Linked DNA regions of Mus musculus: all the other regions are linked to region 2. A link is a contact called in ENCODE POLR2A ChIA-PET data. All regions are on one chromosome and are shown on one strand. The core of a region is the stretch at or near the end of the contact, and the rest is flanking DNA. Distances in the headings are between cores, read along the strand shown.

Region 1 (2,840 bases), core at 283-2,782, 170 kb before region 2:
TTGGGAGCACTAGCGGAGAGGACGCTATTAAACGCCTGCCTGGTCTCTGGTACATTTCTTCAGGACATAGCTCTTCCCTAGGAGTGAGGGCAATGCCCCACCCAACCAGCCTGTTGGATGTTGGAGCCCACAGAGACTTGCAGGTTGTCTTCCCTGGACCGGGGGACTCCAGGAGAGAGGTCCACAGAAGCAGAGGGTCAAGACTTCCACCTCCCTCTTACTTACTAAAATAATTGTTTTTATTTTTCTTTTGTTTCGTGTTAGAGTTGTTGTCTGTCTGTCTGTCTGTCTGTCTGTCTGTCTGTCTGTTCGGGCTGTTTGACGGCCGGGTGGGAGCCTAGAGACTCATGTAGCCCTGACTAGATTCAAGTTAACTGTAGCTGGGCATAGCTATGAACTCATCCACCTGCTCCTGGGATTACAGGCCTGAGCTACCACACCTCACTGGAAGTTTTTTTTTTTAAGATCTGGTTTTACTGTGCAGCCCCCAGGTTTTACATTCTTCTCGTAGCTCCGTGTGAGCCTAGGTGGTCCCCTGGGCTGGAGAGGAGGAGAGTGAGAGGACAGCTGCTGTAAAGAAAACCAGACAGGAACAACCCACACAACTGGAGAAAGCAATGCTCAAGAGTCCCAGAAGAGGGCCACAGGCTCAGGTGACCTCTGAGCCTACAGACTAATATCCGGCAGCTCCCCAGCCCTCCCCAACACCCCACCCCCAGCTGAGGCTGCGGCTCGGTATCTTCATCTCTGGGCAGCCCAAAGCTGTGTTAAATGCTCTCTTTGGATAGATATCCCTGACTATCCAAGCAGGTCCCCACCGCTTCCGAAAGCCCCACCCACTTAACCTGTCTCAGTTCCCTTCCACCCCGCCTCCACTCGAATCCCAGGGTCCAGCCCAGACTTTGTGCCCCACCCTGCGGGTTCCTGCCCGGCCCGTAGTAACGGGCTTGTCCACCCGCGGGCTGAGTTTCCACAACCTCCCCGCCCTGCCGCACCACCCCAACAGGTGCACCTCCCAGGGCCTGGCCGCTACCCACCTTGTCGCGCAAGTCCTCGATGGTCTTAAAGTAGTGGTTGTAATCTCGGGAGGGTCCGGGTCCCTGCTTCTGGTACCAGTCGCGGATCTTCACCTCCAGCTCGCCATTGGCCTGCTCTAGGGCGCGCACCTTGTCCAAGTAGGAGGCGAGACGATCATTGAGGTTTTGCATGGTGATCTTCTCATTGCCAGACAGCAGCCCATCAGACACAGCCAGGGTCCCACTAAAACTTCCACCGCGGACTCCGCCATAGCTCCCGGAGGACGAGGTCACGAAGCGGGTGGAGGACACGGACACGCCGCGGCCACCTGAGCCCCCGTGGATGCTGGGTGCGCGGAAAACACCCCCTGACCCAATGCGTACTGAACCCCCGCCCGTACCCCCAAAGGAAGACATAGCTGAGGTCTGGCGATAGCTATAGGAAGTCATGATGAGGAGGGAGACCAGAGCGAAGGAAAAAGGGACGCAGGTCTGAGAACTGCTGGCCGCAGGAGGAGTGACAAGGCCCTCACCTGTGGCTTTTTATGCCCGGGGCGGGAAGGGGGATGGAGATGTTGAAGGGGCGGGTATCAGAAATTTCCAAGCTCCCAGAGTGCAAATATGGGCTCTTTCCCCATTGGTCAATTCCTGGCGATTCTGCTCCTACCTCTCCCCTCCCAGGAGCCAGAGGTCTCAGTCCTTCCCAGAGCTGCCCCGCCCCAGCCCACTCCAAAGCTACTGCCAACATGTCACGTCCCTTTTCTGGCCCTTCAGCCCCTTACTACACAGGCTTAGACAACTCTAACTTCCGGAGTGACGATATCACTCTGGCCCTTTAAAACCTCCAGGAATTTGACACCCTTAGAAATCACACCCCTCTGAGCCCCAACTCAGTGACTTACTCTGAGAGTGCCCCCTCTGGAATAATGTTAATAAATCCCTCCCTCCTTGTGATAATAATTCGTGCAGTTAAGCTCCAGGCTTCCTGACTTTCTGAGACAAGGTTGCCCCACCCTGCTGCCACAATGTCCTAGGTGGCAATAGGTACAGCTGCAGGGAACACTAGGCCACCAAAGTGGCTTCTTTACACTCCTGCTAAATGCTCAATCTGAAGCATGGCTGACCCAGCTCAGAAACTCGACCCTCACCCCCACCAAGACACCTCCACCCTTCCCTGCCCAAGTCTCAAGACGCACTTAACAAGACCTCTAATTGAGTTTCTTTAATAAGCCGGAGATGAGGACTCTCAGCCTGGCTGAGGCAGATCACCTGCCCATAAGGCATTTGGCACCTTCCACCCAGAGACAGAAATGGCACAGAAGCTGTCCCCCTTGAGCAGTCCTGAGGAGGTATTAAAAGGCTGCAGGCTGAATCCAGGGGACCTCAGAACCCTCCTAGAGCAGAGGTGAAGGAGAGAGTGAGCTAAAGTCAGCAGCACAGAGTGGGACATCTTCATAATGGAAGGAGCCCTTCTCCACTCCCAGCCTGCAGTGCAACAATTCCAGATCTTTCTGGATCTTTCCCTTGGGCCGGACCCCCTGATACCCACTATAGGGGTACTTCGATAGCTTCACCCCGAAATTCCTGACCACCCCATCTCAACAGTCCTTAGTGGTGGCCCGCAGTACCTTCTTTTTTGTCAGAGCTGTCTCTGTCTGAGGACAGAAACCCTGTGTGTCCTGAGAGGGGGATTGGGAACAGGGAGATGGGCCAACCACTTCCTAGCTCAAAGGCCTCAGTTTCCCCCTGTGAAATGAAGAGTGTTCAAAGTCAGTCCTCTTGTCTTCACATTATCAGCAGGGTTTTCTATGACTATATAAAGAA
Region 2 (2,700 bases), core at 2-2,501:
CCCCACCACACCCGGCCTATTTTTCTGGTTCTTCAGAGACAGTAGCCAGTCTAGTACTGAATTCACTTGACCTTGAACTTTTTCCTCTGGCTTCCTTCTCCTGAGAGCTGGGATGTACCACCATACCTAGAAGTTGGCAGTATTTTTAAGTTAAGAGATTTTATATAAAGCACCCACTCTTTGGGGAGCATTTGAATAAAGTCTGACACAGTAGTTATCAGCCTCTGGTTCTCCTATTGGCCCCCACAAACCCAGTTACATCACACTTGGCTGTCTCTTTTTTTTTTTTTTTTTTTTTTTCGGTTTTTCGAGACAGGGTTTCTCTGTATACCTTGGCTGTCCTGGAACTCACTCTGTAGACCAGGCTAGCCTCGAACTCGGAAATCCGCCTGTCTCTGCTTCCCAAGTGCTGGGATTAAAGGTGTGCGCGGTGGCACTTGCCTTTAATCCCACCACTCATGGGGCAAAAGCAGACCCCATGTGGCCAGCCTGGTCTATAGAGTTCCAGCACAGCCAAAACCCTGTCTTGAAAAAACAAAAAGAAAGGTTAACTGCTTTGAAAAAAATATTCACCTAGACTCTACAAAGGCTTTACCTCACACACAGGCTTGTAGGACAAAAGGCATCCTGTGAGGCTTGGACATTTTTTTCCTGGGGTCCCCACTCCTACCTAAGGGACTACTTCCTTCCTTAGAAGAATTAATCTAAATAATAATTTTTGGTTACCAATTTTAAAACATGCTAATCCAAATGATACCCTATATAAGGTCCAAATTTTGATCACGTTATTTTATGCTGATTAAATGGCTATATCTGTGAATACGTGCAGAGAAGGGTAGGTTGATGGGTGGCTGGATCAGTCGAATTTTGGAGGACCCGCACGTAATTACCCTTTAAAGCAAATCGATCCTCACCCTAAGACCCATCTCAGAGCTAGTGCCAGGACCCCAACAGGGTCAAGATGGTAGAACGTGCGGTAGGCGCAGGCGCGCTCGAAACCTCCGCCAGTTTTCGCGGCCGCTCAGACAACTACCATGCCCACTGCGCAAGCGCGCAGGCGGACCAAGCTTTCCCTCCCCCCTCTCGCCCCTCCCTGAGTCAACAGAACATCCTTTCCAGGCCAAACCCAGTGCGCACGCGTCAAGCCTTGACTCCGCCCCCCGACCAATAGGAAGCCGCAGCGCTCGGGCGTCCGGGAGCTTGACTCCATGGGTGGGGCCGAGACGTGAGGGCAGCGCGCTGGCGTCACAGGGGCGGCTATATAAGTGAATACAGGCGCCGCCCCTCCGCCCCAGTCACTGAGCCGCCGCCGAGGACTCAGCTGCCTCCCCCTCGAGCCCCCTCGCTTCCCGACGCTCCGTCCCCCCCGCCCGCCTTCTCCCGCAGCCGCCTTCCGCAGGCCGTTTCCACCGAGGAAAAGGAATCGTATCGTATGTCCGCTATCCAGAACCTCCACTCTTTCGGTGAGCCTGGGGAAGGTCGCGCGGGCCTGGGGGGGGGGTGGCGGGGTCGGAGCTCGGAGAGCCGCCGAGCGCGGCGAGCCCATCTTAGCTCGGGCTGGAGGGGTGGTGATGCCCGTGGAACCGAGATCTGCGCCCAGGGTCGACCTCTGAGGGTGCCCGGAAGAAACGGGTGGGAGGTGAGCCCTTGGGCGGGCCCGGCGTCTCGGGTGGCGCATTTACTAATGGCTCCTGCCTCTCGGCGAGCCACACCCGCCCCCTCCCGCCACCCCTGCGTCATGTCCTCTACGTCACCGTCGTTGTCTCGGAGCTGGGAGGGAAGGCCCCGCCTCGGGAGCCTGGCTTCCGGTAGGTTGCATCAGCCGGGTGGGGCGCTGCCTGCCCACTAGGTCTCTCCAGCACGTGATCAGCCTTGGCGGGAGGGCTGGCCTAGAGCAGAAAGCTAGCTCTAGTACTGGCCAGTTCCCGGAGGGACAACAAAGGACACCTCCGGATTATTTCTTCACAGACCCCTTTGCTGATGCAAGTAAGGGTGATGACCTGCTTCCTGCTGGCACTGAGGATTATATCCATATAAGAATTCAACAGAGAAACGGCAGGAAGACCCTTACCACTGTCCAAGGGATCGCTGATGATTACGATAAAAAGAAACTAGTGAAGGCGTTTAAGAAGGTGGGTCTGCTGTGGAGAGAGCACGTTGTATGGTCTACCAAGGGAGAGGGTGCAAACGTCAAGGGAGTCCGTGTTGATGGCATGGCCTCTTAGATGCTGCATCCTTTTGTCCTTGCAGAAATTTGCCTGCAATGGTACTGTAATTGAGCATCCAGAATATGGAGAAGTAATTCAGCTACAGGGTGACCAGCGCAAGAACATATGCCAGTTCCTGATAGAGGTGAGTTTAGGCCGCCCTCAATGCATTATGGGTTTCCTGAATTTCTAATCCTTACAGTTGAGCTTTTAAATACATGTAGACATTCCCACTTTCAAACAGTACTTGGGGGTGGCATAGGGAAGTTTTAGTAACAGTGGTCAATTGAACCATTGTGTCTACTGGGATAGACTGAAGTACTCTTCTTTATTGGGACTCCTTGCAAGGTGTATATGGGAGAATCTGTTGACGTCATGTAACCTGTCCCTCTCCCTTGTCCTCTTTTTGCAGATTGGGCTGGCTAAGGACGATCAGCTGAAGGTTCATGGGTTTTAAGTGCTTGTGGCTCTCTGAAGCTTAAGTGAGGATTTC
Region 3 (2,758 bases), core at 28-2,527, 150 kb after region 2:
GTCTAGCGCTCCAGAGGTATGTGTTAAAGGATTTGTAACAGTACCAGCATCTCCACCTGCCTCCGAACCAACCTCTGTGGCGTCCTTTCTGGCTCCCCACAATCCATTTTCCACAATCCACTTTTCACTTTTGAAATATTTAAATATTTCGTATTTAAATATTAAAATCAGATAATCTCTCTACCCAGTTTCCCATCCATCACACTCAATAAAATCCAAACATTCCTCACACACACCCTCTGGTCTTTAAACCCAGCATATCCGGAATCGCTGGATTTTCTTTTTAACGTCCTTTCTTCTCTAAGCCAGCCTGGACCCTGACTGAGGCCTTTGGGAAGCCTGTAATGTGCACCCATTCCCTTTTGTACGGCCAATTTCTCTTGCCACTGCGAAGCTGGTTTAAATGACATTTCCTCCGATCCGTAGCTAGCCCTTCACCGTTTTTTAAATGTCATCATCACAGGAGTCGAACACGACCCACCGTTTTTCATCGCCTTTGTCCCTACCACCTGAAATCTGCGCTCAGGGGTGCAATGCGCACAAGCTAGACTCTCAGGGGGCATCCTCAGTGCCAGGCGCGGTGGCTGTCCCGTCGCGGGCATAATGAGGGAGCTGGCACCACAGACACTGCCCCCCACCCCCCAACCCAGCCCTCGCTCGCCCACGGTCGTCTCACCTGTCGGCCAGCTCCAGCACCTCGTGCACGCTGCCGGTGCTCACTCGGATGCGGCCGGTGTACATGTACTCGATAACGGCTTCCACCGTGTCAGGTTCGGGTCCGGGCTCTGAGCTCCACTTGCGCATCTCCACCCGGCCCGAGCGCGATTCCGAAAACTGACCCGAGAGTAAGGGCGTGAAGTACTCGGTGGCAGCGGCCAGCACCGAGCGGTGGGCACGGAACTCGCGACCTCCGGCCCCGCCGAAGCACAGGGTGATGTCGCAGAACAGGCCTTGACGCCGCTGCTCGTTCTGCCGCCAGGACAACTCGGAGCAGTGAGTGCTGCACTCGAAGTCCTCGGCCTCTGGGCCCGGATCGCTCCCGCCCGTGTCGACGAGGGTAGAGATGCCGGCCCCGGTCACGAAGTCTACCGTGCCACTGCCTCGGACCTCAGCGGCCAGGCTCGCGGAACCGGCGACGGCAGTCTCCATGCTCTCCATCTCCAGCACTTGAAAAGATGCAGCCGCGGCCGCAGCGGCAGCTGCCGCCGCCACAGCCGCCGCCATCTTGACGCCGCCGTACCGGCCCCCTCAGCTTCCGAACGGTGCGGCAAGTCTGATGCGACACAGAGGCATTCTGGGATTAAATAGTGCGCGCGGGGCGGAGCCGCGCCTGCGCACTTCTGCCGTGCTTACGCCCTCTAGCGAGGCAAGCGCAGTTCTCGGAGCCAGAAAAAAACTCAGGTCTACCTTTTCTCGCCCCTCCATTATGGTGGCCCCCTGTGCTTGTTTTGTTGAATTTTCTTCTACTTTATGTTGCTTTGGAGTGTATCCTCGCCATCACACGCACACACATTTTTTGTTTGTTTGTTTGTTTTTTAACTTTGTAGACCATGATAGCCTGGAACTCACAGAGATCCACCTTACCCCTGCCTCTGCTGGCCTGTGCCAATCCCAGCACTTGGGAGGCAGAGGCAGGCTGATCTCCCTGAGTTCGAGGACCTAGTCTCAGAAAGGACAGCCAGGAATACACAGAGAAACCCCGTCTTAAAACACAAAACGATTGACTTTGGAGAGAAAGTAATTTTTAAATTTTATTCTTATCAAAGTGTCTGTGCACAGGTCCTACAGAGGACAGGTAGGTGTTAGATTCCCAGTAGCTGGAGTTAAAGGCGGTTAAAACCCCCCTGATAAGGGTGTTGGGAGCCAACAATCAAACTGATTCTCTGAGAGAGTACTCCTAACTGCTAAACTATCTTTCCAATCCAGGAGGGGGGCAGTATAAAGAAAAATAACTTCGTTAAAGTTATTTATTTTTGCAGGTGTCTCTCATGTAGCCCAAGGTGGCCACACACTTGCTGTGTAGTTAAGGATGACTTTGAACTCCTGATTCTTCTCCTGGATTTTGGGATTACTAAAATGTTCCTGAGCACACCCAATTTTGTTTTGTTTTGTTTGTTTGTTTTTTGTTTTGTTTTTTGAGACAGGGTTTCTCTGTGTAGCTATGGCTGTCCTGGAACTCACTTTGTAGACCAGGCTGGCCTCGAACTCAGAAATCCACCTGCCTCTGCCTCCCAAGTGCTGGGATTAAAGGCATGCGCCACCATTGCCCGGCGAGCACACCCAATTTAACATGAGCTATGTAAGAAACCAGGGCAAGCCTGGCGTGGTGGCGCACTTCTTTAATCCCAGCACTCGGGAGGCAGAGGCAGGCAGATTTCTGAGTTCGAGGCCAGCCTGGTCTACAGAGTGAGTTCCAGGACAGCCAGGGCTACACAGAGAAACCCTGTCTCGAAAAACAAAAACAAAAAAAAAGAAACCAGGGCAGTTTAGTCACCCCAGCACCAATAAGTAAATAGCCCTAAAAATTACATTTATTTATTTTTATGGTAGGGTATTCGTGTGGAGTACAAAGCACAATTTAATGAACATCACTACGTTAGAGGATAGAACTCGAACTTGAGTCATTAATTAGACTTGGTTGGTGTTAGGTGCAATTAGCCATATTTTTTGCCCATAAAACAGAATATTTGTTTGTTTGTCTGTTTGTTTATAGGCAGGGTTTCAGCTAGGTAGGGGTGACTGTCCTGGAACTCACTCT

Evidence for each region. ChIA-PET counts read pairs that join two places held with the same protein, here RNA polymerase II (POLR2A).
Region 1: POLR2A ChIA-PET joins it to region 2 with 22 read pairs in embryonic stem cell. The contact joins the promoter of Krt19 here to the promoter of Eif1 in region 2. POLR2A ChIA-PET finds 5 or more read pairs at or near these places in 3 of 5 experiments (Patski and embryonic stem cell).
Region 3: POLR2A ChIA-PET joins it to region 2 with 23 read pairs in embryonic stem cell. The contact joins the promoter of Klhl11 here to the promoter of Eif1 in region 2. POLR2A ChIA-PET finds 5 or more read pairs at or near these places in 4 of 5 experiments (Patski and embryonic stem cell).

What each region holds. Positions count from the first base shown.
Region 1 is chr11:100,144,394-100,147,233 of GRCm38, forward strand. Krt19 (keratin 19) reads right to left here and starts at 1,533. Exons shown (of 6, transcript NM_008471.3): 1 at 1,038-1,533. The coding sequence starts at 1,466.
Region 2 is chr11:100,318,698-100,321,397 of GRCm38, forward strand. Eif1 (eukaryotic translation initiation factor 1) reads left to right here and starts at 1,252. Exons shown (of 4, transcript NM_011508.2): 1 at 1,252-1,463; 2 at 1,969-2,132; 3 at 2,251-2,352; 4 at 2,620-2,700. The coding sequence starts at 1,433. The coding sequence ends at 2,664.
Region 3 is chr11:100,471,505-100,474,262 of GRCm38, forward strand. Klhl11 (kelch-like 11) reads right to left here and starts at 1,278. Exons shown (of 2, transcript NM_172565.2): 1 at 677-1,278. The coding sequence starts at 1,224.